Regions from separate parts of the Mus musculus genome. Here region 2 is linked to region 1. A link is a contact called in ENCODE Hi-C or POLR2A ChIA-PET data. All regions are on one chromosome and are shown on one strand. Each heading gives the region's core, a stretch centred on a gene start or an enhancer-like site at or near the end of the contact. The rest is flanking DNA. Distances are from core to core; before and after follow the strand shown.

The links. Hi-C counts contacts between places; a loop is a spot of excess contacts on that map. ChIA-PET counts read pairs that join two places held with the same protein, here RNA polymerase II (POLR2A).
Region 2: a map of gastrocnemius shows a loop between it and region 1 (8-fold over the local background). The contact joins the promoter of Atad1 here to the promoter of Pten in region 1. A Hi-C loop is called at or near these places in 28 of 37 maps with a recorded cell type or tissue (CH12.LX, ES-E14, Patski and 11 more). POLR2A ChIA-PET finds 5 or more read pairs at or near these places in 4 of 5 experiments (Patski and embryonic stem cell).

The regions. Positions count from the first base shown.
Region 1 is chr19:32,755,531-32,760,847 of GRCm38, forward strand. Pten (phosphatase and tensin homolog) reads left to right here and starts at 2,047. Exons shown (of 9, transcript NM_008960.2): 1 at 2,047-2,993. The coding sequence starts at 2,915. It also overlaps the pseudogene Gm36566.
Region 2 is chr19:32,709,045-32,714,361 of GRCm38, forward strand. It overlaps Atad1 (ATPase family, AAA domain containing 1), which reads right to left and starts at 3,254. Exons shown (of 10, transcript NM_026487.3): 1 at 3,222-3,254.

The sequences.
Region 1 (5,317 bases), core at 797-3,296:
AGAGATACTTTAGGGCTCAGATTGGCATCCTGAGAATTAAGTCCCCTGGGAAAAGAACAATAAGGAAGAAAACTCTACCTACATTGGAGTTGATGTCATTTTTTTTTTCCCTCCAAGCTCAAGGTGATCGCTTGCTTTGTGGCTGGTTGGTGGGGGAGGAGGGGCTGTACGCTAGTTATCAGCATTTCTGAACCAGCTCTCTCAACCGCGACAGGTCAGCCAATCCCGGCAGTAAGCTTTTACTTGACAGGTTTGTTCTGGGCTGACAGCCATTGACTAGGTGCTCAGATAAGTCACTTGGCTGAGTCTACGGTAGGTGGGGCGCGCTCACCAGTTCAGGGGCAGTGACTGGAAGTTTGTTGCAACATCGGTAAGCCTAACCAGCCAGCAGCAACAGGAGATACCCTTTTGCCCCGCGAGTACAGATCTAGAAAGGGTTCACCTCATTAAGCGAAGGAGATGCGTCAATCCCCCCCACCCCCGCCCCGCGCCTCCCCCTAGGGCCCGGCCTCTTCTCCCACGGTTGGGAACGCGCGGTGTGGGCAGATCCAGAACAGGAGTCTCGTGTCCCGGCCTTCTGGCTAGCTCTATGGGTTACAAGCGAAAGGGAGGAACAGCTTGGGGACTCTCCGCGTCAGCGTGCACAAACCGGCGGCGGCCAGCAGAGAGGGGTGGCGGGGGCACGTGCTTGGATGTGGCTGCTTGTGTAACCAGCTCCCCAGGCGCTCGGCCCCGACAGCGCTCCTGCGGACGGCTCGTGGATGCTATTCTCTGCTCCGATCCGGCAAGAGAGGGGTCCAGCAGACCACACGGGAGAAGGAGGCGGGGGCGATCACCTAATAGAGCAGAGGGGACCAAGCTCCTGCCCCAGGAGCACACAGATAGGGGAATGGGAATTTGGAAAGTTCCCCAACTAGGACCACACGTGACCTCCTCCTGAAAGTAGTTCCGACCGCGGCTCATGTATCCTTCCACCTCGCCTTTGAGCCCTCCCAGGCCTGCTCGCCCCGCCCACTCGCTGGCTGCAGCTTCCGAACGTCCCATACTCCACACCCGGGCTCAGTAACCGGGTCCTCGAACATGCAAGGTCCGACAGGGTCAGAACCTGGCCATCGCGATCCAATTCTGCCGGGTTTTCATAGCGGCCACGAAGTGGGGATTGGGGGTGGGGGCTTAGCTCTTTGAAGACTGAGCTTGGCTGTGATCCGGTAGACCCACCGCTGCGGGGAGCTGCGGGTCTCATCACCGGGCGGTGGAGGGGTGTGTGTGAGGTGCACTCTATTCACGGAGACCCACTTTGTCCAACCAGGGGTGTCCTTTGGGCCCTGGAAACTCAGGGGAGATGTGAATGTACACGCCCCGTATGCACAATCATCATGCTTGGCTGGGAGCGTTCATCTTTCGGGCAAATGAACCCAGCTGCCTGGGAAGCAAGAGGCGGGGCAGGGAACCGGAGCCCGATGAGGTGACCCACGCGGGAGACACAATAGGGGTTGTTCTTTGTGCAAAGACTGACACCTTGAGGACACCGTGAGGGGGAGAGGTGTGTTATCTAGGTAAAGACTGTCGCCGACAAATCCTAGCGAAGCACTGCAATCTGACCACAGCGCAGGGCAGGGAATGAAAGCCGTTCCGAAGAAACGCAGGGACAGACGCAGGAAGGATAATCCTGCCCCTGAGGCTCCCGGAGCACCGACCAAGGCGGTCAGCTAGTGCGATCCACCTGTGAGCGGTCAGCGATTGTGCTCAGCGCACCCTCACTCGGCCCCAGCCTGTTGTACCTTTGCCGGGTCTCTCTGCGCTGAGGCCAAAGCCGGCGTAGCTCCGGGAGCGAGCCGCGGACACACTGGGCATGCTCCGCGGCGTTCCCCGCCCCTGTCCCTTCCGACGCCCCGCCCCGCCCCGCCCCGTCCCCGGCTCAGCGCCCGCCTCCCGCCCGCCTCCCGCCTCCCCTCCGGCTTTCCGAGGCGCCCTGCTCTCCCGGCGGGGCGGCGGAGGGGGCGGGCTGGCCGGCGCACGGTGATGTGGCGGGACTCTTTGTGCACTGCGGCAGGATACGCGCTTGGGCGTCGGGACGCGGCTGCGCTCAGCTCTCTCCTCTCGGAAGCTGCAGCCATGATGGAAGTTTGAGAGTTGAGCCGCTGTGAGGCCAGGCCCGGCGCAGGCGAGGGAGATGAGAGACGGCGGCGGCCACGGCCCAGAGCCCCTCTCAGCGCCTGTGAGCAGCCGCGGGGGCAGCGCCCTCGGGGAGCCGGCCGGGCGGCGGCGGCGGCAGCGGCGGCGGGCCTCGCCTCCTCGTCGTCTGTTCTAACCGGGCAGCTTCTGAGCAGCTTCGGAGAGAGACGGTGGAAGAAGCCGTGGGCTCGAGCGGGAGCCGGCGCAGGCTCGGCGGCTGCACCTCCCGCTCCTGGAGCGGGGGGGAGAAGCGGCGGCGGCGGCCGCGGCTCCGGGGAGGGGGTCGGAGTCGCCTGTCACCATTGCCAGGGCTGGGAACGCCGGAGAGTTGCTCTCTCCCCTTCTCCTGCCTCCAACACGGCGGCGGCGGCGGCGGCACGTCCAGGGACCCGGGCCGGTGTTAAGCCTCCCGTCCGCCGCCGCCGCACCCCCCCTGGCCCGGGCTCCGGAGGCCGCCGGAGGAGGCAGCCGCTGCGAGGATTATCCGTCTTCTCCCCATTCCGCTGCCTCGGCTGCCAGGCCTCTGGCTGCTGAGGAGAAGCAGGCCCAGTCTCTGCAACCATCCAGCAGCCGCCGCAGCAGCCATTACCCGGCTGCGGTCCAGGGCCAAGCGGCAGCAGAGCGAGGGGCATCAGCGACCGCCAAGTCCAGAGCCATTTCCATCCTGCAGAAGAAGCCTCGCCACCAGCAGCTTCTGCCATCTCTCTCCTCCTTTTTCTTCAGCCACAGGCTCCCAGACATGACAGCCATCATCAAAGAGATCGTTAGCAGAAACAAAAGGAGATATCAAGAGGATGGATTCGACTTAGACTTGACCTGTATCCATTTCTGCGGCTGTTCCTCTTTGCTTTTCTGTCACTCTGATAACGTGGGAGTAGACGGATGCGAAAAATTTCTGTAGTTGGGGTGACTATAACGTTTAATTCTGGGCGCATTTCTAGATCGTGCATATTGTGTCTCTTCCAGTGTATTCAACCTAGGGAGTGTTCGGCTAGACGGAACTCATGCCTCCTTGCAAGTGTCAAGGCACGGATTGTTTTCTTGTCGAGCTCTGTGGTCTCTTCTTAAAATCTATTGTCCGGTAATACAGAGTACTGTACACTGGATTAGCGAGCTCGTCAATCCAGCCTTCTAAATGAACTAAAAAAAAAAAAAAAAATAGACGCTTTGGGTTGTGCATATTTCGATTAGATCGTGACTTGGGCCCTAGATCTAGGGTGTAGATGAGATTAAAATGAAAGTCCGTGCTGCACGTAGGCATGTTGCCTCAGAATCTTGCAGTGATTGTTTTTAGTTTCCTGGGTTGCATTGGAAGATTTTTCTGAAATGTGACTTGTGGACTGATTTGCATAACTTTATAAGCATAGTCATCGTCAGCATGGACGGTGCACATTTGAGGGTAGAAGTAGTTTTGTGTGTTTAAACCGACGTAATTACAAATTTGGAGCCTGCATTTGGAAGTTTTGTAGTTTAAAATCAATAGTGCCAGAATATATATCATTGGAGCTTTTAATAGAACTTTGTTAAATTAGACTTTCTTTCCTGATGAGATGTGGGATAGGATATGAAATTTGCATTTCAGTGGTATGTTCCATTCATTTGACCTCGCCACACTTGATAGAATGGAGATCGAATAGTTTTTGATCCCAGATGATGATGTCTGTGAGTCCAGGGATGCTTGCTGTGTGTGGCAAATGACTGCAGAGGTTAAACTCAGTTCTCACATGAAATTTAAGTAGTAGCGTGAATTCGCTGCTCATATTTTTTGTTTCAGGTGCTCTGACTCGTTGGCTTATCAGTGGGTTTTAGCCTGATTTGTGCAGAACGTCAAGTATAATTTAGCCCGCTAATATCCAGACAAACTGGCAGGAATGGATCACTGGCTCCAGATTGTAGGTATGCTAGCTCTCTGCATGCAGTAATTTACTGAGTCAGCTTGTTGAATAAGACAGAAACCCAAGAATTTTAACGTTGTATAGTTCTGATTGTCTAAAAGTTAGGCCTTTGTACTTCAAAAGTTCGTGGTTTAAAGCATTTATCTTTGCAGTTTCAGGTATGGTGCTGGTTATGATCAGGGGTAGGAAAGAGAGCCCTCCTCTTTTGCAGAGTGGGAAGTGTTGACAGAAATTGAGAGCTTTGGGGAGGCCAGTGTGCAAGGTGTGCGAAAACACAAGTTGCAGGTCTGAAGTGACTGAGCCTTTAAATGATTGGGCCTTTTGGTACAACCCAAAATTTTGTTATGTGACTTGTAGCATTGAACAGTATTTAGTTAAAATTATGTAATTTTATAATTGGTGGTAAGGTATTCTTTGTAAAAATTATTTTTTAGTTAATATTAGTAGACATTTTCTTAAGGTGGAAGGGCAGCAGCAACTTGTCTATACATGTCCTGCTAATAGATCACTATGGAGAACTTTGTTTATTAATTAATTTATTATTTTTTTTGAAGAAATATTTTCATTTGGAAGAGGTTTGATGGATTACATTAGTGGCATATAAAATGCATAGCTAATTTTGATTGAGTTTTTTGTTCTGACATGAAGATGAAACTCTCACTGAAGAGCTGGCTTCACACAGGCTAATTTTCTTTCGAGCTAAAAATACAGTTTGAAAGGAATCTTTAATTTCCGAGTTTGCGTTAATTGAGAAGCTTTACTCAGGATGAACTTGACCAAAAGATAATTGGTGAGCATTCTGAGTTGTCACTTGCTTCAAGGCAGTTTACTGTTGGTGTGAATTAATGTTAATAATCTCGATCTAGAAGGAATTAGTCAGGTATCTATTTAATTAAAAAAAAAAAAACATTCAAAGAAAAGTCTAGAATGCCTGGTAGGCAGACTTCTTGTAGAGTCCAAAGTACACTTCTGCTTTGCCTTCCTTTCCCCAAAGGACTTCAAGATTATTTTGTAAATTTTTTTTTTTTGTCTGAGCAGTGACGTGATTGCAGTTCCTTATTTGATTTCATACTGCATGGGCTTCTGCACGTGCAGTTTATGTGGCTGAAGAAATCCAAAGCTCTCCCTTTAGTTATGGTATGCGTAGAAAGCAGCATCAAATACTGCATCAAATGACTAATAACAAACTCTTAATTTCTAGAGCTGTGGTTTGATGGAGCCAAATGTTGATGTGAGAACGAGTCAGG
Region 2 (5,317 bases), core at 2,004-4,503, 45 kb before region 1:
AACCCCTGGCCTACTGGGAAGGAGACAGGGAGGGTATGGACTGATTACATGTGACATGAAAACAAAGGGAGGATCTGGACATGGGGCTCCCGCATGTAATCCCTGTGCCCAAGAGGCTGACACAGACTGCTCTTCGTCACAGGCCTGTCTGGAGTCCACAGTGAGTTGTAAGACAGCATGGGATACAAGAGACCTAACCAACTCAGGAACAGGGGAAAGGGAGGTGATGTGATTGCGTTTAAACATGGCGCATCCCTGAGCAATGACAACAATCAGGTTTACAGCAGGAATTAGCTCCAGGGTCAAAGGCAACACTTTCACAAAAGAAGATTATCAGGAGTGACGTGACATCACATTTTAGGAGACAGCGGTTAAGAGCACCAACTGCTCTTCCAGAGGTCCTGAGTTCGATTCCCAGCAACCACATGGTGGCTCACAACCGTCTGTAATGGGGTCTGGTGCCCTCTTCTAGAGTGTCTGAAGAGAGCAGTGGTGGTGTAAGAAAACAATACTCATACATATTAACTCACCTAGAAATAAATAAATCAGGATCCGGACTGCTCAGGTAGGTGCTGAGTGAGGACTACACTGACTAATATCCACGTTCCTCCTACTTCTAAAATAGGTTTTCTTTTTCTTATTACTGCTGAGTTAAAATACTTCTCACTGGCTTCTCTGGAATAGCTCTAGCATTTGTTTATAGTTGTGATACAGAGAAAAACCTCCCAGTTCTTTCAGCCATCCAACAGTACTGTCAGACTTGTAGAGCATTCTTGGCTACTGGGAACCATCCGTACCACAATCTTTTACACAACTGCAAGCTCTCATTCTGGATAAAGAACCTTTGGTCTAGGATGTTAAGTAATTCAATAAGAACTTAAAGAACATCTATATAAAAAGAACGTACTATATTTGATTTATAATGGCTACTATATAATTACACAAAAATACAGTGCAGCTAGATTACAAAAAAAAAAAAAAGGGAACTGATTTAGCCACCAAATGATAATTGCCTCATGTAACAATTCACAGTATGGCTAAGTATCCATAGGATTATCCACTTGTATAGATTTCGAAAAATAGGATGCATGATAATCAACTTCTCAAAGGACCTGAAAATTTCACTTTCGTTGTCTATATCTCAATAAAGCTTCAAACATAGTTGATAATAATAATGCAACAGATGGGGTAAGGGTTTTGTTAACAATCTGTGAAGTCATGACATTCCAATAAAATGTTTGGTTTTTTGGTTTCAGTCAGAGCTGGGTATAGTGGCACAAGCCTGTGAATCTCAGCGGACTATTAGGAAGACTGAAGGGCCAAGGTTAAGGTGCAAGGCTAACCTGGGCTACATAGGGTTCAAGATAATTCTAAAGTACATAAAACATCTCTGCCTCCAAAAACCAAGAGTTTAAATCAGCATGTTGAAATTGCCATCTACAGGGCAGTCACTGAATTACAAGATAAATCAGGGCTATAGGCTATTCCTAAAGCATATTTCCTTAACGTCATGAAGACACTAACAGATTTTGTTTTTGTTTATGGAGAAAAGGTTTCTCCACGTAGTCCTAGATGTCCTGGAACTCACTCTGTAGACACAGCTATCCTCAAACTCAGAGATCCACCTGCCCCTGCCTCCCAAGTGCTGGGATTAAAGCTGTATATCACCATACCTGATGACAGTAATAATTTTTTACTCCTATCAAAACACCACCAGGGCTGGAGAGATGGCTCAGCGGTTAAGAACACTAACTCCTCTTCCAGAGGTCCTGAGTTCAAATCTGAGCATCCACAAGGTGGCTCACAATCATCTGTAATTAGACCTGATGTCCTCTTCTGGTGTGTCTAAAGATAGCTACAGTGTACTTAAATATAATAAATCTTTAAAAAAAAAAAACACCACCAACAGACAAATCTCTTGCTTACATATCTTCCCATTCCAATATTAACATTGACTCTAGGCAGATTTAAGACTACTCTGGGTCTAGGCAGAGGTTGATGGTGGTAGCAGCAGCTAAATTTGAGTGAAGAGGTAGCCCACAGAATGGGAGGATATCTTTGTCAACTGACTGACTGAGGATTAATATCCAGAATATATAAAGAACTCCAAAAACTGTGGCTGACACCTTTAATCTTGGCACCTGGGACGTAGAGGCAAGCAGATCTCCAAATTGGAGACCAGCCTGGTCTTCAGAGTTCCAGGACAGCCAGGGCTACGCAGAGAAGACTTATCTCAAAAAACAAAAAAACAAAACCAAAAACAAAACAAAAAAAAAAAAGACCACTGCTCATCATATCCAAAAGTGACTTCGAAATCCTGAAATGAAACGGAAACGTTCTGCTGTGTGGACAGTGAATGGAAATATTTTATACAGTCTCCACAGATGAGGTACATACCCATCTATCATTCATAAAGCACTGATATATCTGCAAATTGGCTGCAAATGTGGAGAATGTATTTCAATTTTGCATAGACGCTAATTTTAACAAAATATACACATTGCTGTATATCACTAAGAAACACCACTAGACCGGTGTTAATTCAGAATTATCTTTAAACGCATATCATTTTAAATCTTTTCCTGTTTAGCTCTGGTTTCAGTGTGGATACCCTATCTCTGAGCAACTACTAACGTTTTTACTGCAGTATTCCCTAAGTCACTGCAGTGTGCTCCAAATGGTCTCTCAACTCAAAGTCCCAGCAATTCTGTGCCTATCAAGGCCCTACAGTCGCAGACTGTGACAATGAATTCCTGCCAGGCTTCGCGGAGAGGGCAGGTCATTATTAACATCAGCATGTTCTGGGAAAGCATGGCCAGCACTGAAGAAACACCTCCGCCTTTGCACAAAGAGGGAGGAGGAGAGGGGCCGGCACGAGCGGACCGGCTCCTTCCAGCCGCCTTCTTACAAGCCTAGCCCTGAGGTCGCCCTGAGCGCCCCCGATCCTCCAATGACCAGGCCGCCTACAAGAGATGTCCTTGCGGGCAGCCGGAGTCTCCCGCCAGCGCTGAGACCTGAGGGCTCGCGCCCGGCCGGGCGCCAAGGCGAGGCCCCGGACGCCCTTGGAGGTTAATCCGCTGGATCCGGGGCGGCGCTCAAGTGTGACCGACGCGGAGGCAGGTGACTACCGGGCTGGTCTCCCCAGGTGAGCGCCAGGCCCTGGGGGACCGGGAGGGATGGGGGACGCACCTGGCCCGGCCCCGCGGGAACCCGCTACTCACCCAGAGGCAGGACCAGAGACGATGGGAGAGCCGTAGCCCGGCCTCGCACAGGAAAGAAACGCGGCCGGGGAGAGAACGCTTCCGGGGGCTGGAGCCCCGCCCCCCACCGCACGGAGCATGCGCGATCCCTGCCGAGCCGGTGGCGTGCCAGCCAAGGCATGGCGACGCAGTGCGGGGCGAGCTACTTTCCCCAACCTACACCTTAGTACCCGCTGGGCCGATAACATTCAGAAAGGTAGATAGGATGAACAGGGTGCTCCCCAAAGGGCTCTGAGTTCAACTTGAGAGACTCAGAAACTGAATTGGGAAAGACGCTTGACACATGAAATCCCTTGCTACTCTGGAGCTGTACGCAACCCTGACAGAGGAGCCTTTTACAGAAGGCAAAGAAATGCTTCCCTGGTTTGATAAACTTCCACCACCACCACCACCCCCCATCCCCGCAGCAAGTCCTCATGATGCTGCTCAGACGCGCATGGCCTCACCATCTGCCTTTCGGTTTCTAGGGTGAGCTCACCCTCCTCCCCCATCTCTGTACTGATGACACCTGGAGGCGGCGCCTGAGAATCCACTGAACGCTTGAGCAGCCAGGCAGACCAGGGAGGTCTGGCAGTTGGGTCAGAATAGGGCATCTGGTGACAGGTTTTGCATATTGATGACTTTTTTTTTTAACCCCTTCCTCTTGCGAAGTGAGGGACGTGACACCAAGATTCCAAGGAACCGTATCTGAAAGCCAGCCCCTTCTGAATGTATATACACTACTAAGGAACAAGAATAAGTAGACACACTGCCCATAAACAAAAGGAGCATCATCACTTCAAATAAAGGCAGTGGGACTATGAAGGAATAAGACAGACTTCTTAAGACCTTTTTATATTCCTGGAGGAGGCAGTTTGTTTCGCTCTGTTTTCAGGATTATCTTTTAAGGCTAAAGAATTCTACAGCCAAGCTGGGATTGGTGTCACATGCCTGTTTTCCTAGCATTTGGGGTGGCTATGCAAGGAGGATTGCTTTATACCCTGGACCACATAAGTAACACACTGCTTCCTCCCTCTGCTGACAGTTATATTAGTAAATGATGTTGTTAATAGCTGTGGAGAGACACAGCCCAGAAGTGCTGCCAGAGCCTGGAAAGTTCCTTGTTAAAGGACTTTACTGGAGTTCGATAGAAGAACACAATAGATGGAATGAATCAATATTAAAAAGAGTTTGGTTTTTTTGTTTTAATTTTAGACTGGTTTACCCAGCACAGTCTTGAATGGTCCAACAATGGCTGTCCTGGTAGCTTCGCAGTGCTGGAGGTAACATGCCTCAGCAGTCCAACAAGACCACAAGGCTTTAAGGATTCCTGGAGAGCCACGACTAGTCTTTAGTCTGTGGAAGAACCTGGATTCTGATCTCAGTGGATGAGGCCAGAGGCAGCAACATCAACAATGGCAGAAACACTAGGTAACTCACCAGCACGTGACAAAGCAAGCAAACTGAATACAAATCCCTGGGATTCCCTTATGTGTAGGCCAATATCTGGGCTGCCCAAGTTTAGAATGAGCCTATCAGTTAGCCTAGTCAAGAGAATCCCTCACAAGTATTCCTAGTAGCTTCTAGACCTTGTCAGTTCTGTTCGTTGACAGTACCACCATCACTGTCACTGGGTCCTCCCCTCAGGTAAAGTCAGATCCTTGGCTATGCATCATCATGATCAACAACAACAACAACAACACACACAAAGAGTTAAGACAAAGTGGGTTTATTAAGTAAAGATAGGTGATAACACTTCTGGTCTAAGCTTGGGGACATGGGAGGTTTATAAGATAGTACAAATGATCAAGATAAATGTGGCTGCTTCTTTCCTTTCCAGTGGATTGCCTATCTCTGCTGTACCCAATGTTTTAATTTAGGAAATTTCTTGCATCTGGGCCTTAAAAGATCACATTACTGCCAGGTGGTGGTGGCGCATGCCTTTAATTCTAACACTTGGGAAGCAGAGGCAGGCGGATTTCTGAGTTTGAGGCCAGCCTGGTCTACAGAGTGAGTTCCAGGCCAGCCTGGTCTACAGAGTGAGTTCCAGGACAGCCAGAGCTACACAGAGAAACCCT